3 separate regions of the Homo sapiens genome follow, and all the other regions are linked to region 1. Evidence: chromatin loops called from intact Hi-C (ENCODE). Cell type or tissue: B cell. All regions are shown on one strand. Region 1 overlaps SIPA1L3 (signal induced proliferation associated 1 like 3). Region 2 overlaps SIPA1L3 (signal induced proliferation associated 1 like 3). Region 3 overlaps SIPA1L3 (signal induced proliferation associated 1 like 3).

What was found. Hi-C counts contacts between places; a loop is a spot of excess contacts. Peaks named below come from ENCODE experiments on the same cell type or tissue, not always from the same donor. Only the 100,000 strongest peaks of a DNase experiment are listed, where the experiment ranks them.
Region 2: it touches region 1 in a loop (4-fold over the local background); 20 of 110 quality-filtered maps call a loop at or near these places.
Region 3: it touches region 1 in a loop (9-fold over the local background); 2 of 110 quality-filtered maps call a loop at or near these places.

The regions. Positions count from the first base shown.
Region 1 is chr19:38,043,951-38,051,950 of GRCh38, forward strand. The region is part of intron 2 of SIPA1L3 (signal induced proliferation associated 1 like 3); the gene reads left to right. Among named protein-coding and RNA genes, the nearest start is that of SNORD152, 120 kb to the right of the region's middle. RefSeq lists enhancers at 1,711-1,760, 2,491-2,870, 3,739-4,487, 5,141-5,670. In B cell, a CTCF peak has its summit at 947 (motif pointing left); DNase peaks (open chromatin) are centred at 2,461, 3,261, 4,701, 5,431 and 1 weaker place; H3K4me3 peaks cover 2,786 bases; H3K27ac peaks cover 7,326 bases.
Region 2 is chr19:37,911,249-37,919,248 of GRCh38, forward strand. All of the region lies in intron 1 of SIPA1L3 (signal induced proliferation associated 1 like 3), which reads left to right. Among named protein-coding and RNA genes, the nearest start is that of SIPA1L3, 8.0 kb to the left of the region's middle. RefSeq lists enhancers at 3,641-4,506, 4,507-5,372, 7,803-7,922. In B cell, no CTCF peak of the experiment used is centred here; a DNase peak (open chromatin) is centred at 3,813; H3K4me3 peaks cover 1,889 bases; H3K27ac peaks cover 7,576 bases.
Region 3 is chr19:37,924,572-37,932,571 of GRCh38, forward strand. The region is part of intron 1 of SIPA1L3 (signal induced proliferation associated 1 like 3); the gene reads left to right. Among named protein-coding and RNA genes, the nearest start is that of SIPA1L3, 21 kb to the left of the region's middle. RefSeq lists a silencer at 1,643-1,712. In B cell, no CTCF peak of the experiment used is centred here; DNase peaks (open chromatin) are centred at 2,330, 4,110, 7,380, 7,940 and 2 weaker places; H3K4me3 peaks cover 2,383 bases; H3K27ac peaks cover 7,609 bases.

The DNA.
Region 1 (8,000 bases):
AGAGCCAGGAAATTGGGGCAGAAGCTCCTGCTGTGGTCCATGGTCCTGCCTGTGGGGGTGTGAAGGAGGGGTGAGCCCATTTATATCTTGAAGGTGGAGCTGACAGTGAGTACTGATGGCCTGGATGTAGGGGTGAGAGAAAGAGAGGGGGCTAGGATGACCCTGAGGTTTGGGCCTGGACACCAGCTGAGGGGTGAAGATACTGCATTGAGGGACCCCAGGGTCGGGGTTTGCAGGGAGTGGCAGAAGGCCTTGTGAAGAATCAGAGACGTGGCTGAGTCTGTTCGGTGCTGGGTGCCCGTCAGACAGCTGCGTGAGATGGCAAGGAGACAGTTGGATACGCATACCTGAAGTTGAGAGAGGTCCAGGGGGGAGAAGGAAAAGTAGGGGTCCCCAGCACAGAGGTGTTGAAATCACGAGGAGAGCCGTGTGGATGGGGAAGAGCGAAGCTGTGCGGAGAGACGGCGAGGAATCAGCGAAGGAGGCTGGGGAGGGAGTGCCAGTGAGGAGGGAGGAGACCTGGAGAGTATGGACCCCTGCAGTGAGGCAGGAGGTTGATGAGGGCCCGAGGTGATTGCTAGATGGGAGGCACAAAAGGCTGAAGGGAGCAGGTTCAAGAGAGACGGGGCTTTGTTGAGGCCTGTGAAGGTGTGACTACACGTGTTGTTTGTTGCTTTCTCTCTGTTCAGGCCACACCTGGCACACAATAGCTGCACAATAAAAATGTGTTAAATTAATGTCTTCATGGATTGGGGAGAGGTTAGAACGCAGAGGAGCCCTTGGAATTGGGGGTCGTCACTGTGGAGTATGGCAGAAGTGTGTTCTATGGACCTGGGCTCCTGTCCCCAGATGATGATGGGGAAGGAGAATCAGAAACATAACCCAGACATCTGGGCGCCCCCCAGACCATTTACTTAGTGCCTGGTGCCACCAACAGGACTGACGTGGCATCCCCATCTAGAGAATGAGTCTAATAATAATACTGACTCATGGAGCTGTTGTCAGGAATCAATGAGATAATGCTGTAAAACATCATCAGTGTTTGATAGGCTTGAGCTGTTGTTACAAGTTAAATCCTATCATTACCATTATTCTGGCTTCATGGCCCTCACCACCTAGTGGGGGAGATAGATATCAAATAATCAGGCTGGGCGCAGTGGCTCACACCTGTAATCCCAGCACTTCGGGAAGCCAAGATGGGCAGATCACTTGAGGTCAGGAGTTCGAGACCAGCCTGGCCAACATGGTGAAACCCCGTCTCTACAAAAAATACAAAAAGTAGCCAGTGTGGTGATGCGTGCCTGTAATCCCAGCTACTCGGGAGGCTGAGGCACAAGAATCACTTGAACCCGGGAGGCGGAAGGTTGCAGTGAGCTGAGATCATGCCACTGCACTCCAGCCTGGGTGACAGAGTGAGACTCTGTCTCAAAAAAAAAAAAAGATACCAAATAATCACTCAGCCACGTAATTTAACTGTGGCAATGAAACTATAAAGAAAAGGTACACAGCCACTCGAGAGGCTAAGGTGGGAGGATCGCTTGAGCCCGGGGGGTCGAGGCTGCAGTGAGCCATGATCACGCCACTGCACTCCAGCCTGGGTGACAGAGCAAGACCTTGTCTCAGGAAAAAAAGAAAGAAAAAGTGCAGGGGGCCTTGAGAGAGAATAACAGGCAGGAAGGAGGTGGGGGTCTTATTCCAGGCTGGGGTGGGCGTGGGAGTGTCAGAGGAGGCTTTTCTGAAGAAGCAACCTGTGAAGCTCGACGGGGAGGATGAACAGGAACTAGCCTGGGGTGGGCTGGAGGCTGGGGCATTTTGGCTGGGAGAATAGTCTGTGTGCAGGTCCAAGGTGTCGCAGGTGGGGAGGAACTGGGTGTGTTGGAGGAGCAGAGTGCGGGAAGGAAAACTTGGGTCAGCTGGTCTGGTGAGCCACGGTAGGAGATTTGGACTTTCTTCCCACAGCCCCTGGGAGCCACAGAAGGGTTTTCAGGGGAGAAGTGATACAACTTCATTTAATTCTTTCTAAACTTCTGTGTGCACTTTCAAGCCTTGATGTCCTGACACTCTTCCTCCCCCAGGACAGTTTGTACCGCTCCAGGGTCACGTCAGAGACTCCAGAGCCGCCTCCACCACTGTGATTCCTTGAAGCTTTTTGCCGTCATCTGGCCACTCAGTCGGCGGGGTTGAGAGGAGCTTTCTATAGACGAGAAGGTGCCCTGGTTCTCGACTCATCAGCCTCTAGGAAAGAAGCAGCTTGCTGGTCCATCCCAGGCTGCTGGGAGGCCCGAGAAACAGGTCACAGCAGCCCCGCCTCCTCCATAGACCTCCAGGCCTCTCAAAAGGGACCCCCACCTGCTGCCCGCAAAGATGGCCTCATTTCCTCTCAGGCCCAGCGCTGCCAGCAGCCTGTCCCCCCTCCTCATTTCCCTATTTCTTTTGAGTGGCCAGATGACAGCACAAAGCTTCAAGGTCGGGGGCCGTGGGGTGGTGGTGGAGTCTTTGACCTCATGCCGATCAACGTGCTTCTCTCGGTTCCCTGTTCTGGGCCCTGCCCTGGAAAGAGGCAGGGTGGCCGGGGAGGGGAGTTTCCAGATTACCTGTGTCTCCTGGGCATGGCACAGGAAATGACTCCTTCATAGGCTGAGAGTTTTGGGAGGCCCTGTGCCACAACCCCCCAGCAAGAGCCCACATGAATCCGCCATCTCGCCCGCAGCCTGGGGATGCTGCTGGATTTTCCGGGTGTGGAGGGGCCCAGGTCCCCCGAGCAGCTCCTCTGACCCCGCAACCCGGCATCTCCTGTGCCCGAGTGGCGTCTGTCAGTTGCTCAGTAAGTGGAGGGCTTTGCTGTCCCTTCTGCTGTACCCACAGCTGCCCGCTCAGAGCAAGGTGGCTCTGATCCTGCAGGAGGGGGCTCTCTTTGAGAGCACTTGGGTGTATCGTGTCTCAGAAAACCCACATGGCTTGTAGCTGTGGCTGCCTAACAGCACCACCTGGGTGGTTGAGTGGCTCTTCCAGAGACCCTTAAGTGGATGGGCTCCCCAGCCAGGCGTGGTCCCCACTGCTAAGTATGTTATAGGTGTTGACCCACTTAGTCCTCCCAAAAACCCTGTGAGGCAGGCACTATCCAGTTTTACACATGAGGAAACTGAGGCACGGATAAGTTGGGTTGTTTGCGTGAGCCACACAGGTAGGAAGTGGCAGAACCAGGATTTGAACCCAGACCATCTGGCTTCATAATCACTCTGCTATACTTCCTGCCAGCCTGTTCTCCCCCGCCGACACACACGCACGCACACACGCACGCACTCACACACACTCCTACACATTCCTCTCTCTGTCATATCACCTGGTTTATTTTCTTCATGGCACATATCACAGTGGATTTGTGGGCTTGTGTATTGCCTGTCTACACCCTATAGTATAGCCTGTGAGCTCCTGTTTGACCATAGGAATTCTGTGTCTTGTGCATTGCCATATCCCCAGCATCTAGAACAGGACCTGGCCCGAAAGAGCTGCTCAGTAAATATTTGTTGAATGAATGAACCGACATGGCCAGTGACACAATGTCTCACTGGGTAGGTTTGTGTTATTTTTTCCTCCTTCGACCTCGATCCCTCCTGCCACTCACTTTATAGTAGAGGCAGTCACAGGCGATCTGTGGGTAGAGCGATGATTGAACCCGGGCCGGGCTGACCCCAGAGCGCACGCTCCTTTGCCCGCCCCTGCCACACTGGTATCTTTCCCTTGATGCTGACGGAGGGATGTGACACCGCAGCCAGCCAGGTCTCCTCATGGAGGGCCTCGGACCACGTGTCATTTTAGAGACCCCAGCGGCAGTCCAGATCCTGAAGTCCGACCTTTGATTCAGGAACAGAGCAGCTGCAGGAGTGCCAGGCTGGGCTTTCTGGTCCTGTCTCTCATCCTCAGCTCCAGTCAGCTGGGGATTAACCCCCTGCCGTCATCAGGAGAAATACAACATGGGAAACCGGCGGTAACTCCACTGTGGTAAAGGATGTGAGGGAAACAGTGACCCACTGCAGAGGGTTTCCTGAGCTCTCGTGCACAGAGAATCGTGCGTGTGCCTCTGGGTGGGCAGGGGACATGCAGCCTGGGTGAACATTTCCCATACACTAGGATGAATTGGCCCTTCCTGTTCATGCCTCTAATGCCCCATTTCCCTCCTACAGAGATTTTCTCTTGTTTAACAATTAAAAGATAGCAGGCTGCTTTGTGGTTCTCAGTCAGGATGCTTTTTAGTTGCAAGTAACAACCCTGGCACCATCTGGCCAATGGTTAAGACATGTGATGTGTTCTAGAAGCCCAGGGGTGGATGGGCACCAGGTGGATAGGATCAGCAGCTCAAGCATGTCTGTCAGGGACTCAGGTTCTCAGCCTCCAAAGGCCTCTGTATGCCTCTTGGTTCCAGAATGGCTTCCAGTGATAATCAGGGCCACTTGCCCTTGTCCACAGGCATCAGGAGAGAGAGAACACACCCCACTGATGGTTATAAGTGGTTCCCCTCAGTCTACAGCTGGTCCAGCTGAGGTCACGTGCCCCTCAACCAGGCCGGTCAAGTTACTAGAGGAATGCCACATCCTGATCACTCTTGACCAACTGGGTTCTGTTGTCTAGTAGCTGAAAAAAGCAGAAGTGGAAACTGAGTAGACAACCATTAATGCCTGCCAAGCTCAGTCCCTGACCAAGTCCCCTCCCTAAGTTAGCAAATCGTGTCAGGCCCAACAGATTTTGTGGCATTTGAGAACAAAGAAGTGTGGTTTTCTTTTGAAGAAGTTTAGTGACTTGCGTCCAATTTCTGCCTCCTGCATCATCCACCCTCAGTTAACACCCAAAAAAGGGGGCAGGCTGGGCGCGGTGGCTCACACCTGTAATCCCAGCACTTTGGGAGGCTGAGGCGGGCAGATCATGAGGTCAAGAGACCATCCTGGCTAACACGGTGAAACCCCGTGTCTACTAAAAATACAAAAATTAGCTGGGTGTGGTAGTGCACACCTGTAGTCCCAGCTATCGTGAGGCTGAGGCAGGAGAATCGCTTGAACCCAGGAGGTGGAGGTTGCAGTGAGCTGAGATTGCGCCACTGCACTCCAGCCTGGGCGACAGGGCGAGACCCCATCTCAAAAAAAAAGCGGGGGGTGGACAGGGGGCAAGTGGAGTCTGGCTGCCAAAGACTACTTGTCTGATGGTGGGGAAAAAAAATGGGTGTCTCCTCCCTTGTCACTGGGAAGGTTTTTGTTTCTCTTTCCATCTTCATCCTCTATAGGTCCTTTCATTCCTTCCCCCAGTCTGAAATATTTCCGGTGTGTCTGTAGCTGTGCACACATCCTTGCAAAATATATATTGAGGTTTGAGTAAAGAGTCAGCTTCCGGGGTTTGGAGCTCTGTATCTCATTCTTTCGGTTTCTTCTGGTTTTCACCAAATAGCATGTGTTCGCCATCTAGCCACGTTGCTGGATGTGTGTCCAGTGTATGGCGTCTGGCAGCTGAACAGTTGTACATGCTGTACATCTGCCACGGCTCACGTGTCTGGTCCCCTGGTGTTGGGCATCCAGGTTGCCCCTAGCTCCACCCCACTTCAAACCATGCTTCAAGTGAGCATCCGCCTACCTTTGCCTTAGGAACCCATGGGGCTTACCCCCAGGAGTCAGTTGCAGCCGGAGATAGGCATTCTCTCTCCCCAGGGGTGGGATTAAGGCACCTGCCACAACACCCAGCTAATTTTTGTACTTTTGGTAGAACTGGGGTTTTGCTCCATTGGCCAGGCTGATCTTGAACTCCTGAGCTCTCTATGAGGCTGCTCTGACCCGCGTTCCCCCGAGAGCACAGGAGGGTCCCGCTTCCCCATACCTCTCGCCACTTTGCTGTTGTCCTGCTTCCCAGTTTCACCAATCCGAAGGGTGTCAAGTGGGGTCTCCGGGGTTTTAATGCTCTGATGGTGAGTCTGGCTGAGTGCCTCTTCATGCCCCTGTTAACCTAATTCAGGCTCCCCTTTCCAAGAGAGGCCCAGTCAGCACAGGCATTGGAAGGCAAATTCTGGAGCCGGTGACCTGCGTTTGAATCCTGACCCTGCCATGTAACCCAGCAAGTTAGTTCACCTCTCTGAGCCTCAGAGCTGCCATAAATATAAAATGGAAATAATAGTAGTATCTATATTGTAAGGTATTTTGAGGATTAAATGAGATAATATATGTAAAGCATTTAAGACAGTGCTGGCTGGGCATGGTGGCTCACGCCTGTAATCCCAACACTTTGGGAGGCCGAGGCAGGTGGATCACTTGACGTCGTGAGTTCGAGACCAGCCTGGCCAACATGATGAAACCCCGTCTCCACTAAAAATGCAAAAATTAGCCCGACGTGGTGGCGCATGCCTGTAATCCCAGCTACTCAGGAGGCTGAGGCAGGAGAATCCCTTGAACCCAGGAGGCAAAGGTTGAAGTGAGCCAAGATCACACCACTGCACTCCAGCCTGGCCAACAGAGTGAGACTGTCTCAACAATAACAACAACAACAAAAAAACAGCGCCTAACACATATGTGATCTGAAAGCATTAGCAATTATTATCACTATCACCGTCATTATTATTGTTTTAAAGTTTCTAAACTTTCAAATGTTGTATCCTTTCACTTTCAATGCACGTCAGAATGGCTCTGCCTGTGGAGGAATTTCTGGCTTCTCCTGGGTCGTCCAAGAGACAATATAGTCAAAGTTGTCCGAAGAGCAGGCTTGGAGCTACTCCTTTCTTTCACATTTGAGTCGAGTGCTGTATATTCATTTCCACGTGTGTAGTTTTTAATTTTTAAAAGTATGATGTGTGCGCTGGGCATGGTGGCTCATGCTTGTAATCTCAGCACTTTGGGAGGCTGGGGCTGATGGATCACTTGAGGCCAGGAGTTCAAGACCAGCCTGGGCAACATGGCGAAACCCCATCTCTACAAAAAATACAAAAGTTAGCCCGGTGTGGTGGCACACACCTGTAATCCCAGCTACTCCAGAGGCTGAGGCGGGAGAATCACTTGAACCTGGGAGGCGGAGGTTGCAGTGAGCCAAGATCATGCCACTGCACTCCAGCGTGGGTGACAGAGCTAGATTCTGTCTTAAAAAGAAAAGAAAATATATGTAAAGTGTTTAGAGCAGTGCCTGGCACATGGTAAATGCTATAGTCATGTTTGTGGATATCACTACATTTACCAGAGTTTTCTCCTCTGGGTAGCACATAGGTTTTAATGTGACGTGATAAATACTTTTTCTTCACAGCTAGCATTTGTCTCTGATGACTATCTCTAGACATGTTCTCACGTTAGCATGTTAAATGTACCCTCTTTCTTTTTAATGACTGCCTGTATCATATGGACATATCAAAATGTATTTACTGATTCTTTAATGAGAGACTCTTGGGTTTCATCTTTTCGTCTTTCTCAAGTAGTGCTGCAGTGGGGAGCCTCGTCCAAGAAGCTCTGGGTTCTTGAGCCAGTGTTTTTACTGGAGCCAGAATTGCTGGGTCCAGGGATATGCATGGTTTTGATGTAATGAACTGACAAGTTGCCCTCAAAGACGGTTCTGCCACTAGAACCTGGTGTATCCCCACCAACAGAATACAGACCTGTTGGTTTTGATTTGTTTCTTAGTTTGGTTTGGTTTTTTTGTTTGTTTGTTTGAGACAGGGTATCTCTGTGGCCCAGGCTGGAGTGCAGTGGCTCGATCTTAGCTCATTGCAGACTCGAACTCCTGAACTCAAGTGATCCTCCCACCTCAGCCTCCTGAGTAGCTGGGACCACAGGCACACACCACCACACCTGCTAACTTTTTAATTTTTTTGTAGAGACAGGGTCTTGCTATGTTGCCCAGGCTGGTCTTGAACTCCTGGTCTCAAGTAGTGTTCCCGTCTTGGCCTCCCAAAATGCTGGGATCGCAGGCGTGAGCCACCACGCCCCACTTGAGTTGTTTTAGTAATGGGGAATTTCAGGCATTTACAGGGGTAGAAATAGCAT
Region 2 (8,000 bases), 130 kb before region 1:
GCGTGTGTGTGTGTGTGTGTGTATCGACTGTTTTCTTCCTCCTCCCATACCATTCCCCAAAAAAGGAGGGGGTAGGGATCAAGCTACACCTATTTGTAACCCAGTTTTTTCAATTAATGGCTGGGCATGTCCTTCCAAGTCATTACATATAGATCTGGCTTATCCTTTTCAACAGCTGTACCCACATTCTTCAGTGCAGAGAGACCACGCTTTATTCCAGCATTCCCCCACTGCTGGTCCTTTAGGTTGTTCCTCTGAGATGTCTTTTTTTTTTTTTTGAGACGGAGTCTTGCTCTATCGCCCAGGCTGGAGTGCAGTGGCGCAATCTCAGCTCACTGCAAGCTCCGCCTCCTGGGTTCACGCCGTTCTCCTCTGCCTCAGCCTCTCCGAGTAGCTGGGACTACAGGCGCCCGCCACCACGCCCGGCTAATTTTTTGTATTTTTAGTAGAGATGGGGTTTCACCGTGGTCTCGATCTCCTGACCTCGTGATCCGCCCACCTCAGCCTCCCAAAGTGCTGGGATTACAAGCGTGAGCCACCGCGCCTGGCCCCTCTGAGATTTCTTTACCTCAGCAAACACACATCTAATAAGTATCCTTGGTGGTGGCTCAGGAGATCGAGACCATCCTGGCTAACACAGTGAAACCCCGTCTCTACTAAAAAATACAAAAAAATTAGCCAGGCGTGGTGGCCGGTGCCTGTAGTCCCAGCTGCTCAGGAGGCTGAGGCAGGAGAATGGCGTGAACCTGGGAGGCAGAGCTTGCAGTGAGCCAAGATTGTGCCACTGCACTCCAGCCTGGGCGACAGAGCGAGACTCCATCTATAAAAAAAAGAAAAAATTAGCAGGGTGTGATGATGAGAGCCTGTAATCCCAGCTACTTGGGAGGCTGAGGCAGGAGAATTGCTTGAACCAGGGAGGTGGAGGGTGCAGTGAGCCGAGATTGTACCACTGCACTCTAGCCTGAGTGACAAGAGTGACACTCTGTCTCAAAAAAAAAAAAGTATAAAAAGTATCCTTTCACATAGGCAGCATGGCCCAGTGGCTGAAGCACAAACTCTGGGGCCACATGGTCTGGGTTCACACTGTGACTCTATCCTATATTAGTTGTGATACCTTGGGCAAATCATGTGTCCTTCTGAGCCTTAGTGTCCTGATCTGAAAATGGGGATGATACCAGTGTCTTCCTTATAGGGTGGTTGTTGAGAGGTTTCATAAGATTATCTATGTCAAGCCTTCAGGGCAGGGCCAGCTGTGATCTTTTTTTTAGAGACAGGGTCACTCTGTTGCCCACGCTGGAGTGCAGTGGCGTCATCATAGCTCACTGTAACCTTGAACTCCTGGGCTCAAGTGATCCTCCCACCTCAGACTCCCTAGTAGCTGGGGCTACAGGTGTGCACCACCACACCCAGCTAATTTTTAAATTTTTGTAGAGATAGGGTCTCACACTATGTTGCCTAGACTGGTCTCGAAGTCCTGGCCTCAAATGATCCTCCCGCCTCAGCCTACATGTGTTCTTTCAAACCCAGAGAAATTCACAGGAAGAGCCAACTCAATCACTTGAAACACCAGGTAGAAATAAGAAAAAGTTATATTGCAGGGATCCCGCTTGGAGATGTTGGGGGCCTAAGGTGAGGGATCCAGCTGCCGCTGAAAGAAGGGAGGAGATTTGCCCAGGAAGACAGGAGCCAGTAAAGTGCCCTGACCACAGTGGGTGGTGGGGGTGAGGGGCTGGTGGTGGAGCATCAGTGGGAAATATCACTCCTCATATTTGCGAGAAGTGTGCCATGGTTGGAAGGTGGCTTAGGTGGCGGGCAGACCAAGTTCAAATCACAGTATAGCCACTAACTTGTAAGATGTGCACTGAGCTTTTTTCTTCATTGGCAAAATGGGTATGATAGTAGTCTTTACCTCGGGGGTCGCTGGAGACTGAATGAAATGTCTGCAAGACTTTCAGCACATTAGGCTGTCATTAGCCCTGTGCAGTTAGCTACTATTCTTATTTTATTGAGTTGACAGATGTGTTGAGACCCTGCTGTGAGCCAGGGTCCTATCCTAGGCACTGAGGATTCAGCAGTCAACAAGACAGACAAGATCCTTGCTGTCCTAGGGTTTACATTCTAGCCATTCTAGCCCGGGAAGACACACAATAAACAGGATCATTTCACTTTGTGTTTTTGAGATGGAGTCTCGCTGTCACCCAGGCTGGCACAATCTCAGCTCACTGCAACCACTGCCTCCCAAGTTCAAGCCCATCTCCTGCCTCAGGCTCCTGAGTAACTGGGATTACAGGCATGCGCCACTATGCCCTGCTGATTTTTGTATTTTTAGTAGAGGAGGGGTTTTGCCATGTTAGCCAGGCTGGTCTTGAACTCCTGACCTCAGGTGATCTGCCTACCTTGGCCTTGTACAGTGCTGGGATTACAGGCGTGAGCCACTGTGCCCAGCCTTTTCTTTCTTTTTTTTTTTTTTAATTAAAAAAAATCCTGGCTGGGCACAGCGGCTCACGCCTGTGATCACAGCACTTTGGGAGGCTGAGGCGGGCAGATCACGAGGTCAGGAGATCGAGACCATCCTGGCTAACAAGGTGAAACCCCGTCTCTACTAAAAATACAAAAATTAGCCAGGTGTGGTGACAGGCGCCTGTAGTCCCAGTTACTCGGGAGGCTGAGGCAGGAGAATCACGTGAACCTAGGAGGCAGGAGGAGGCGGAGTTTACAGTGAGCCTAGATTGCACCACTGCACTCCAGCCTGGGCGGCAGAGTGAGAGGCCGTCTCAAAAAAAAAAAAAAAAAAAAAATCCTGATCCTGCCTCTTCAGATAGTTTTAACTGTGATGGAGAAAATTTAACAGGGTAAGTGGAGAGCAAATGGCTGATGGGGCAAGATGGCGGTGGTTACCTTAGCTTTGATGGTCAGGGAAGGCCTCCCAGGCCTCTTTGAGGAGTCATGTGAACTGATACCTTAATGAGCAGTGGCACTGGCTATGCCGAAAGTTGAAGAAAGAACATTCCAGGTAGAGGGAACAGCAAGTGTTAAGGCCCGGAGGTGGGAGTGAGTTTGCTACAAAGAGTATCAGTTTGACTGGAGAAGAGTTAATTCCTAGTTTTCAAGTTGATACTACTTTAATTTTTTTTTTTTTTGTGGCAGGGTCTGCTCTGTCGCCCAGGCTGGAGTGCAGTGGCATGATCTCAGCTCATTGCAACCTCTGCTTCCTGGGCTCAAGTGATCCTCCTGCCTCAGCCTCCCAAGGAGCTGGGATTACAGGAATGTGCCACCACACCTGGCTAATTTTTTTTTGGTACTTTTAATAGAGGAGACAGGTTACACCATGTTGGCCAGGGTGGTCTCAAACGCCTGACCTCAGGTGATCTGCCTGCTTCAGCCTCCCAAAGTGCTGGGATTACAGGTGTGAGCCACTGCAGCCGGCCACATTTTTTCTATTTTTTGTAGAGACCTGTTTTGCCCAGGCTGATCTTGAACTTCTGGGCTCAGGTGATCCTCCACCCTCAGTCTTCCAAAGTGCTAAGATTACAGGCACGAGCCACCATACCTGGCCTACTTTTTTATAAAATAATAATAATGATAGCAGCTTACCTGGTGCTTACTCTGTGCTAGATGCTTTTCTAAGCATTTCACACATTCCTCAGTTAATCCTGACAGTAGTCCAGTGAAGTAATTAACTTGATCAAACTCATTTTACAGATGAGGAAACTGATTCCACCCTCCATGCTCTTCACCTGCATTCTAAACTCTTCCAGGGCCCTCCTTACCAGGCAGAGGCAAATTGAGGAAGTGGACACAGCATTTCCTTTCCTTGTTGTTTGACATGCAAAGCACTTTAGACTATATTTAGTACCTAATTGATGTGGCAGCAGGGGCCGCCTGGGATGTTGTGGCATCATTTTTGCTCTCAATGAGACACGATAGGGATGGTTTGGTGGTGGTTTCAAAACTAAAGACCCTCCAGCAGAGCCTGTCAAGTAAAACAAGGTTGACTGCTTGGTTGCCATACCAGGCACAGGTTAGCATGAAACAAAGTGTAGTGTCCAAGGAGAGGGAGCAGGGTGTCTCCTTTGGGTGAGCTTTGCAAGGGGACTTGGGACTTGGCTGGAAAAGGTGTTTTTTTTTGTTTGTTTGTTTTTGTTTTTTTTGAGTCAGAGGCTCGCTCTGTTGCCCACGCTGGAGTGCAGTGGTGTGATCTGGGCTCACTGCAACCTCCGCTTCCTGGGTTCAAGCGATTCTCCTGCCTCAGCCTCCTGAGTACCTGGAGTTACAGGCGCCCACCGCCACTCCCAGCTAATTTTTGTATTTTTAGTAGAGATGGGGTTTCACCATCTTGGCCAGGCTGGTCTCCAACTCCTCACCTCAAGTGATCCGACGGCCTCAGCCTCCCAAAGTGTTGAGATTACAGATGTGAGCCATGCACCCAGCTGGAAATGGTGTTTTAAGCACACTAGCCATGTGGGCTGTTAAAGTATCATACTATAGCCCATCAACTAAGACAATGATTCTTGGACCTGTAAGGGCCCCAGGTCCCTGCTCCGGCATCATGACCTGTGTGCACTTTGATTTGCTGTAGCGTGGGCGTATTTTGAATGAAGGGTAGCCCTGGTTAGATGTGAGGACAGTAGTGGGTGCTTTTAAGACTAAAAATATTGGGTGGGCATGGTGGCTCAGGCTTGTAATCCCAGCACTTTGGGAGGCCGAGGTGGGAGGATTACTTCAGACCAGAAGTTCAAGACCAGTCTGGGCAACATAGACCCCAACTCTGCAAAAAAAAAAAAAGTTTTTGTTTTTGAGACAGTTCTCACTCTGTTGCCCAGGCTGGAGTATAGTGGTATGATCACAGCTCACTGCAACCTCTGCCTCCTGGGTTCAAATGACTGTCCTGCCTTAGCCTCCACAGTAGCTGGGATTACAGGCGCCCACCACCACACCCGGCTAATTTTTATATTTTTAGTAGAGATGGGGTTTTACCATGTTGGCCAGGCTGGTCTCAAACTCCTGACCTCAGGTGGTCTTCCCGCCTCAGCCTCCCAAAGTGCTGGGATTACAGACGTGAGCCACCGCATCTGACCTCATCTCTGCAAAAAATTTTTAAATTAGCCAGGCTTGGTGATGTGCACCTATAATCCCAGCTACTCAGGAGGCTGAGGTGAGAGGATCACTTGAGCCCAGGCACTACCACACCTTGAGCCCAGGAGATCAAGGATACAGTGAGCTATGATCACACCACTCTGTGTCTAAAAAAAAAAAAAAAAAAAAAAGACTGAAAGTATGGAGAGCATCTTTCATCTGTCCATCTGTGAAACATTTCTTCACCTACCCTGTGTGTCAGGGTCCATGCTTGACACTGACAGTATAAAGTTGAATAAGACACTGGTTCTCAAAAGCCCACAACAGTGCTGTCTGTTAGAAATATAACGTGGGGCCGAGCGCGGTGACTCATGCCTGTAATCCCAGCACTTTGGGAGGCTGACGCGGGTGGATCACTTGAGTTCAGGAGTTCGAGACCAGCCTAGCCAACATGGTGAAATCCCATCTCTACTTAAAATACAAAAATTAGCTGAGTCTGGTGGCATGTGCCTGTAATCCCAACTACTCGGGAGACGGAGGCAGAGAATCACTTGAACCCTGGAGGTGACAGTTGCAGTGAGCCAAGATTGCACCACTGCACTCCAGCCTGGGCAACAGAGTGAGACTCCTTCTCAAAAAAAAAAAAATGTGGGTCACTGATGAGGCTCATATAGGTAATTAAAAATTTTCTAGTAGCCATATTTTGAAAAGTAAAAGGAAGCAGGAAAGTAATTTTAATGATATATTTTATTTCATCTAAAACATCATTTCAACATGTAATCAATATAGAAATTATTAGTGAGCTATTTTACTTCCTTTTTTCCACATTAAGCGTTTGACATACAATATGTATTTTACACTTTCAGCGTATCTCAGTTGGTACCAGCCATGTTTCAAGTGCTCGGTGGCTACATGTGGCTAATGGCTACCACATCGGACAGCACTGGCCGAGGGTATGAGATTCACGTGTAAATCAAAGGTGGTAGTTCAGTGATAGATCTGACATGCCACTCCTGTTTTATCTTGGCGGAGAAGGGCAGATGTATGATGAAAAGCAGGTTTATCACAAGCAGTTATAGCTAACCAAAGAGCTACTGTCCATCAAACTTGCTGTATGTGCCTGGCACTGTGCTTAGTGTTGGTGGGTGTTGCCTGTGTTCGGAGGTGCCAGGGACTACAGTTATTCCCATTTCACAGATGAGGAAGCTGAGATAAGGCAATGAGAGGTCACTTGCTCAAAGTTGGGAAGTGGCAGAGGCAGCATTTGAGCTCAGGTGCAGAGTGTATACTTTTAAACCTGTTTTATATGCTGTATTGGAGGGTGTTTAAGGGGGATAGGGTCTGAGTTTTGAGCAATGAAAACCATAGGAGGGACTTGTTGCACAAAATCGATTCTGAGGCCGGTCGTAGAAGATCATACCTGTAATCCTAACATTTTGGGAGGCCCAGGCAGGAGGATTGCTTAAGCCCAGGAGTTTGAGACCAGCCTGGACAACAAAGCAAGACTCCACCTCTACAAAAATTTAAAAAATTAGCTGGGTATGGTGGCTTGTGCCTGTGGTCCCAGCTACATGGGTGGCTGAGGTGGGAGGATTGCTTTAGGCCAGGAGGTCAAGGCTGCAGTGAGCCGTGATTGTGCCACTGCACTCCAGCCTGGGTGACGGAGAAAGACCCTGTCTCAAAAAAAAAAGAAGTCCCAGTTTGTCAGCATTAATCTCTGGGTTTACATTGGTGTCGGTGTGCTGGTTTGAGACCTGAATGATTGAGAGGTCCACTCCTTAAATTGACCTCTAGGTTTGCTGGAACCTGGAACCTTACCTCCCAGGAAAGAGAGGGGTCTTTGGGGAGTTGGGAGGAGGGTGAGCAGGGGGACTAAGGAAGGCAAGGAAAGGTCTTGGCGTGTTTGAAAGCTCATTTCTTTGTTTTTTGTTTGTTTGATTGTTTGTTTGTTTTTGAGACAGGGTCTTGCTCTGTCACCAGGCTGGAGTGCAGTGGCGCGATCTTGGCTCACTACAACCTCCACCTCCTGTGTTCAAGTGACTCTCCTGCCTCAGCCTCCCGATTAGCTGGGACTACAGGTGCGCGCCACCACACCTAGCTAATTTTTGTATTTTTAGTAGAGATGGGGTTTCACCATGTTGGCCAGGATGGTCTCAATCTCTTGACCTTGTGATCCGCCTGCCTCGGCCTCCCAAAGTGCTGGGATTATAGGCATGAGCCAGCATGCCCAGCCTGAAAGCTCATTTCTAAATTGCTGCTTTGGGGCCAGGCCTGGTGGCTTATGCCTGTAATCCCAGCACTTTGGGAGGATGAGGAGGGCGGATCACCTGAGGTCAGGAGTTCAAGACCAGACTGGTCAACATGGTGAAATCCCATCTCTACTAAAAATAGAAAAAATTAGCCAGGCATGGTGGTGGGCACCTGTAATCCCAGCTACTTGGGAGGCTGAGGCAGGAGAATCAAACGAACCCAGGAGGCAGAGGTTGCAGTGAGCCAAGATCACACCACTGCACTCCAGCCTGGGCGGCAGAGCGAGACTCGGTCTCAAAATAAATAAATAAATAAATAAATAAATAAATAAATAAATAAATAAACAAACTGCTGCTTTGGACATGAAACCTGTTGTGTCGCTGACTCTGGCCCTCATTGCTGTGTATTCTGGTGGGTGCTGTGGGCTCTGGTGGAAGCAACAGCAGAGCTTAGCTTGTGAATGTGTCTTACCCTTGCTGTGCTCCAAAGACATTGCCAGTGGATGGGGTGTGGGGAAGGGACATCACAGTGGTTTCCTCTGTCAACTCTATGAGAGTCGTGGTTCTAGACTTTTTGGAGGTGTCAGGTGCAGGTTGAATCCTGGCCTTCTACCTAAACAGGGCAGGTGCTGGAGATTCTCAGCTTGTTCCTGTCCCCAGATGGTGCTCACCACA
Region 3 (8,000 bases), 120 kb before region 1:
GGAGGCTGAGGCAGGAGAATAGCTTGAATCCGGGAGGCAGAGGTTGCAGTGAGCTGAGATTGCGCCACTGCACTCCAGCCTGGGTGACAGGGCTAGACTCTATCTCAAAAAAAAAAAAAAAAGTATATATACTAAATATGTAAACCAGTAACATAGTCATTTATTATCCTTATCAAGTGTTATGTACTGTACATGGGCTGGGTGTGGTGGCTCACGCCTGTAATCCCAGCACTTTCGGAGCCTGAAGTGGGCGGATCACCTGAGATCAGGAGTTCTAGACCAGCCTGGCCCACATAGTGAAACCCTCTCTCTACTAAAAATACAAAAATTAGCTGGGCGACGTGGCGTGCACCTGTAATCTGAGCTACTCAGGAGGCTGAGGTAGGAGAATTGCTTGAATCCAGGAGGCAGAGGTTGCAGTGAGCCGAGATCACACCACTGCACTCCAGCCTGGGGAATAGAGGGAGACTCTGTCTCAAAAAAAAAAAAAAAAGATTATGTACTGTACATGATTGTATGTGTTACATTGTCTTTTACGTGACTGGAAGCACAGTAGGTTTATTTACACCAACACCACGACAAACAGGTGAATAATGCATGGCTCTCCGACCTCCCCGTGGCTCATGTCACTAGGCAATAGGAATTTTTCAGCTCCATGGTCGTCTTGTGGGACCACCCTTGTAAATGTGGTCCATTGTTGACTGAAACAGTGTTATGCAACACATGACTGCGTTAAGGTGGAGGGTGTTGAAATTTTGGGAAGGGTGGCCAGGGATGGCCTCCTTGGGAAAGTGGCCAGACCTGAAGGAGGTGAGGGAGTGGGAACAGCCAGTGCAAAGGCCCTGAGGTGAGGGGCCTGGTAAGATTGAGGCCCACATGGCTGGAGCGGAATGAGCCCAGGAGAGTGGGAGGGATGAGGGTAGAGAGGAGATATTTGCAGATCTCTTAGGGTCCTGCACAGGTTTGTCTTTTCTCTGATTGAGAAGGTTAAGATTTTTCAGGGTTGATTGATTTATTACTTTTTTTTTTTTTTTTTTTTTTGAGACGGAGTCTCACTCTGTTGCCAGGCTGGAGTGCAATGGCCCAATCTTGGCTCGCTGCAAGCTCCGCCTCCCAGGTTCAAGCGATTCTCCTGCCTCAGCCTCCTGAGTAGCTGGGACTACAGGCACGCACCACCATGCCCAGCTAATTTTTGTATTTTTAGTAGAGATGGGGTTTCACCATGATGGCCAGGATGGTCTCAAACTCTTGACCTCGTGATCCACCCTCCTTGGCCTCCCAAAGTGCTGGGATTACAGGCGTGAGCCATTGCGCCCGGCCGATTTATTACACTTTTGAAAAGTTTGACTAGTGACCACATGTACAAGGAACCAAAGCAACAAAAATAGGGCACCCAGTTCCCTTCCCAAGAGACCACCACAATTCCAGTTTCCTGATGGTGACCAGTTCCTTGACACTACATTATCTGAGTGAGTTTCCTGTCTTGTATTAGGTTGGACTGCCTGACATTGTGCTTTCGTGGGTCAAGAATGGTTGAATATTGGCAATTTTATGAGGTTCAGCCTAACAGCTTCCTTTCAGGAACATGAGGAATTTGGCCAATCCTTTCTTGCTGTGAGGGTTGGTAGTCCTCCCCCGATTCCTCCTGCATCTCACCATCCTCTTTCAGTGACAGGCCCAACAGTGCCTGTAACACCAGGGCGTGAAAACCCCTGCCCTACTTGTGGCCTCAAACCAGGGCTTGCTATTAAGCCCAGCAAGAGGCTGCCCCTTTTCCACGGGGACCTCACCTGGCTTCTGATGTTCGTCACTTTGGCTTTCTGCGTCTTGGTGCCACCAGTTTTGAAATCACAGCTCCCAGAGGGAGGGGCACCCGCGGACTCTTGCTGGGTGTTTGGTGTGACTCACATGGTGGGGGTGCTCTCTGGAACCCGTGGGCATTCTGCATCAGTCACCCATCAGAGTAGCTGGCAGAGCACCCAGCTTGAGGTGTCTGTGGGAATCTCTGCGGGGACCAGGTGGCTCAGGCTTGGGGAGGGGGCCTGAGGAGCCGTGCACCTCCCTGTAGCGATGGGAGACTTGCAAGTCGTTGTGGAACCAGGGCACTGGCCTCGGTCCTGTGGGAGCGGGTGGGGGTGAAATAACCTTAAAGGAGATATGGCGCCAACTTTGGAAGAGCTCAGTCGGGAAGTTGTGTCAGTTGGTAAGCCTTTGGCTGCAAACAGTAGTAACAGCATCAGCAGCAACAACTGCAGCAGCAAGTAGGCAATGTATGTAGCGTCTGCTGCATGCAAGACACTGTGCCGGGCCCTTCACATGAAGCCACTCCTTTAAGCCTCCCGACAACCCTGGAAGATATTATTCTCCCTTTGCAGATGAGGTAACTAAATTTGAATAACTTGTTCAAGGTCAGGCAGCTAAAAAAAGGTGGTGGCATGATTTTTTTTTTTTTAGATTCAGAGGGTACATGTGAAGGTTTGTTACATGAGTATATTGTGTGATGCTGAGGTTTGGGGTACAGATCCTGTCACTCAAATAGTGAACAGAGTACCCAATAGGTAGATTTTCTTTTCCTTTTTTTTTTTTTTTTGAGATGGAGTCTCGCTCTGTCACCCAGGGTGGAGTGTAGTGGCGCAATTTCAGCTCAGTGCAACCTCCGCCTCCCGGGTTTAAGCAATTCTCCCTACCTCAGCCTCCCGAGTAGCTGGGATTACAGGTGCCTCCACCAACCATGCCCGGCTAAACTTTTTTGTATTTTTTAGTAGAGATTGGATTTTGCCTTGTTGGACAGGCTGGTCTTGAACTCCTGACCTCAGGTGATCCACCCACCTTGGTCTCCCAAAGTGCTGGGATTACAGGCGTGAGCCACTGCGCCTAGCCCCCAGTAGGTAGATTTTCAACCCTTGCCCCATTCCTTCTTGGTTTTTGGAATTCTCAGTGTCTGTTGTTCGTGTGTGTGTGTGTGTGTGTGTGTGTGTGTGTGTGTGTGTACGTACCCAATGTTTAGCTCCCACTTAGAAGTAAGAACATGGGGTGTGTGTGTATATGCAATGTTTAGCTCCCACTTAGAATAAGAACATGGGGTGTGTGTGTGTGTGTGTGTGTGTGTGTGTGTGTGTGTATGCAATGTTTAGCTCTCACTTGTAAGAACATGGGGTGTGTGTGTGTGTGTGTGTACGTGTACGCAATGTTTAGCATCCCACTTAGAAGTAAGAACATTGGATATTTGGTTTTCTGTTTGTGCATTCATTCACTTAGGATAATGGCCTCCAGCTACATCCATGTTGCTGCAATAGACATGATTTCATTCTTGTTTAATGGCTGTGTAGTATTCCATGGTATATATGTACCACATTATCTTTGTCCAGTCCGCTGTTGATGGGCATCCGGGTTGATTCCCTGGCTTTGTGGGTTGATTCACATGCTATCGTGAAGAGTGCTGCGATGAACGTAGGAGTGCAGGTGTCGTTTGGTAGAATGGTTCCTTTTCCTTTGGGTAGATACCCAGAAATGGGATTGCTGGGTCGAACGGTAATTCTATTTTTAGTTCTTTGAGGAATCTTCAAACTGCTTTCCCCAGTGGCTGAGCTAATTTACATTCCCACCAACAGTGTATCAGCATGGTGACGTGATTTGGATTCAGGCAGTCTGACTCCAGAGCTGTATCTTAACTCTAAAGCTCTGTGTGCTACTGCAGTGGTTTTCAAACCCGAGCAAGACCAGGTGTGGTGGCTCACATCTGTAATCCCAGCACTCTGGGAGGCCGAGGCAGGTGGATCATTTGAGGCCAGGAGTTCGAGGCCAGCCTGGGCAACATGGTAAAACCCCATCTCTACTAAAAATGCAAAAATTAGCCGGGTGTGGTGGCACATACCTGTGGTCCCAGCTATTCGAGAGGCTGAGGCAGGAGAATTGCTTGAACCTGGGAGGCTCTGAGAGGTTGCAGTGAGCCAAGATCATGCCACTGCACTCCAGCCTGCGCAACAGAATGAGTGAGACTCCGTCTCAAAAAAAACAAAAAACCCTAGCAAGGATCAGAATCCCCAGAGGGCTAGGTAAAACACAGATTGCTGGGCCCCATCTGATTCTGTAAGTTCCTGATTCTGTAAGTCTAGCTTGAGAATTTGCATTTTGTGGTGACACTGGTGCCCCTGGTCCAGGAAGCACGTTTTGAGAACCATGAGCTACTGTAATAGGAAGCCCAAATGAAATTGGCCTGAAATAACGAGATTTATGATCTCATATAACAAAGAAGCCTGTAGGTAGGCAGCACAGCAGCACAGGAGTTGACTAAGCAGTTCCACAATGCCTGCAGGGACCCCATCCCTCTCCTTCAAGCCACTCTGCCATCCATGGTGTGTCTCCTGTGTCCCTAGGCTCCCTGCATGGCCACAAGATGACTGCCAAGGCTCCAGTTGGCACACACTGACAGTGCCACATCCAGCAGCAGAAAGAGGGCATCTCTCACTTGCTGTGTATCTCTTTAAGAGTGAGGAAACCTTTCATTGATTCCCTGCCTCCCAGATTTCCCTCATATCTCATTGGCCAGCATGGTGATATGTGACCCTGCCCAGAGAAACCAGCCAAGGGCCAATTAGGATTGACCCTCTGGGGCTGGGGCTGGGGCTGGGGCTGGAGCCGGGGCCAGCCTTACCTGAAGTAGGTAGCACAGGGAGGAGAGTGGCTACAGGAATGAAATCAGAGTACCATTTAGGAAAGGACTGGGAAAGGGGGAGGGATATTGGGTAGGCAGACAATTGGTTTTGCTGCAGAAATAAGTGGAACACAGGGAAAGCATAATGCCCATGCATTTTTGTCATCGTGCTTACCAGCTTTGTTTTGTAATTACCTGAATCAGGACTTAGCTTTTTGTTCTCTAATCATGCCCACCTTTGAAACTGTGCACAAAGTCCCAGTACCACAAGAACTCTGAATCTTGTTGGAATACCAAGTATTCTGTCTGGCAATTCAGGGAAACTTGAGTTGGGTGATGAGGCAGCAGTCTGAAGGTTAGAGTGCGAGGTCTTTGAGAGCACTCACTCACTCTGCCCAGAAACACCTGGGTCTCACCCATCTCTCTGCTCCTGACTCCCTCCCCCCTCCTCCTACCCTTCCTTGCAAAGGCTGTTTCCCCCTCTGAGGGCTGTTCTTGGATGAAAGGAGAGGATGCCAGTCAAGTGCTTACCCCCAGGGGCCAGCGCATGGTAAGTACTTAAGAACGTGGCCTCTGCTATTAACATATTAAATGTGACTTTTTATGTATGTATGTCTGTATCTATGTATGTATGTATGTGTTTGTTGTTTTTAGAGACAGTCTTGTTCTGTCACCCAGGCTAGAGTGCAGTGGTGTAATCATGGCTCACTGCAGCCTTGATCTCCTGGGCTCAAGCAATCCTCCCGCCTCAACCTCCCATGTGGCTGGGACCACAGGTGCATGCCACCGTGCCTGGCAAATTTTTTTTTTTTTTTTTTAGTTGGAGTCTCACTCTGTTTCCCAGGCTGGAGTGCAGTGGCGCGATCTCGGCTCACTGCAACCTCTGACTCCCTGGTTCAAGCGATTCTCCTGCCTCAGCCTCCCGAGTAGCTGGGACTACGGGCGCCCGCCACCACACCCGGCTATTTTGTATTTTTAGTAGAGACGGGGTTTCACTGTGTTAGTCTCGATCTCCTGACCTCATGATCCTCCCACCTTGGCCTCCCAAAGTGCTGGGATTACAGGCGTGAGCCACCGTGCCCAGCCCATGCCTGGCTAATTTTTTAATCATTCATAGAGACGAGGTCTCACTTTGTTGCCCAGGCTGGTCTCGAACTCCTGGGGCTCAAGCGATCCTCCCACTTCAGCCTCCCAAAGTGCTGAGATTACAGGTGTGAGCCACCGTGCCCAGCATAAATGTGACTTATAATAAATATTTTATAATCCTGCACCCCCTTACCAAAAAAAATCTATGAAGAGTGACCATCCCTTTTGCAGACTGAAATTTCCTGAGGATACCTGTTGCTACTGCTCGTGGCCACACTGTAAAGCCATTGCCCTTTGAGATTGCAAAGGGCTGAGGAATGCAGTGTGGGCTCTGAGCCAGACTGCTGAGTGCAAGTTCTTGATCCATCTTGGGCTCCCTGTTTTACTTTGGGCAAGCCACTTAGCCTTGCATGTCTTAGTTTCCGTATCTGTAAGGTGGAGCTGGTAATGGTACTGTCCTCCTAGGTTGTTGGGAGGATTCGAATGCATCAAAGCACGTGACATGCTTAGACACCCCTCCCCCCCAACCCCCAACAGCACCCGACCCAAAGCAGCACTCATACAATATGTATCAGCTAATCTTTGAATATTCTGTGCCAGTTCATTCACAGGGGACTATAAGCTCCCTGTGGGCAGGATTTATGTGGTTTTTGTTTACTACTGTGTCCCAGTGCCTGACTCAGAATAGACATTGTTTACATTTGTGTGTGTGGATGAAAAGAAGGATGGTAAGAGCCTTTCTTAATTTCTTTTCCTTCAGCTGCCTGGAATTTAAACTCTGACCTGAGCTGATTACTCGGTATTTTGAAGGAATAAAGTGGACCTGACTGACTCTGAGGGCAGCATGTGATAAGTGCAGCTGATTGTTGAGCATTTTTGTGAGCCACAAGCATAGTGCTCACCATAAAGATCTCACTTGGCCAGGCACAGTGGCTCATGCCTGTAATCCCAGCGCTTTGGGAGGCTGAGGAGGGAGGATCGCTTGAAGCTAGGAGTTTAAGACCAGCCTGGACAACACAGTGAGACCCTTGTCTCTACAAAAATAATAATAAAGCTCTCACTGACTCTTCATCCCATTTCATAGATGAGGAAACTGAGGCCCAGTGGGAGCACCTGCTTCTTCTTACAAGAGGAGATCTAAAGTAGTGGTTAAGGCCGGCCGCGGTGGCTCATGCCTGTAATCCCAGCACTTTGGGAGACCAAGTCAGGTGGACCTCCTGAGGTTGAGAGTTCAAGACCAGCGTGGCTAACATGTTGAAACTCCGTCTTTAATAAAAATAAAAAAAAAAGTAGCTGGGTGTGATGGTGCACGCCTGTAATCCCAGCTACTTGGGAGGCTGAGGCAGGAGAATCCCTTGAATCCAGAAGGCGGAGGTTGCAGTGAGCTGAGATCGCATCACTGCACTCCATCCAGCCTGGGTGACAGAGCAAGACTCTGTCTCAAAATAAAATAAAATAAATAAATAAAGTAGTGGGTAAAAACTGGAACCTTGGAGCTCCTCTGCTTGGGTTAGATCCCCACCCCAGCACTTTCTTCCTGTGTGACCTCCAGCCTATGACTTATTCGTTGAACTTCTCATCTGTAAAATAAGAATGCTGATAGTTCCTCCTTAGAGGGTCGCTGTGAGGGTTAGGAGAGAGAATTCATATGTAGCACTTAGAACAGCGCCTTGTGCAGTGAGCATTCCGGTTGTGGTTGTTATTATTAGCCAGCCAAAGCCGTTCAGTTGTGCTTCCAAAGCTGGCTGGAAGAGTCCAGCGACCGTGTTTAATCATTAAGCTGCATTGCCTCTGTGAGCTAGTGCCTCCTCTGCACGGGCCAAGGAGCCCGCCTTTAGATTGTACGGTTCTGAATGAAGCATCCAGGCGCAAGCTCAGGGCAGGGGACGGTGTGGGCACAAGTCCAGCCCTGGCTCTGTCAGTGAACAGGTGGCCTGTGCCTGAATCCGAGGTAATAGGCGAGCCGCCTTTGTTACCTTTGAGCTTTCTTTCAAGCCCATTCAGACTCCTCAGACCACGTGTCTGATGAGTAAGGAGGCCTTTTCTTTCCCTCCCCCAAAGGGAATGTTGGCAAAACAGCTTTCTTTGGGAACGCGCCTGTTCACGACGACCAGCCATCTCCTGGGGAACTCCGGTGGCTGGCTGGCGTGTTCCTGCGGCTGTTGAATAAGTCGCTGTTAGGAGCTGGCACGGCAGGTTCCCGTTTCCGCATTCCAGGCACCCACAGCGGGCTGGGGGCGGGCACCACTGAGGTCGGCCT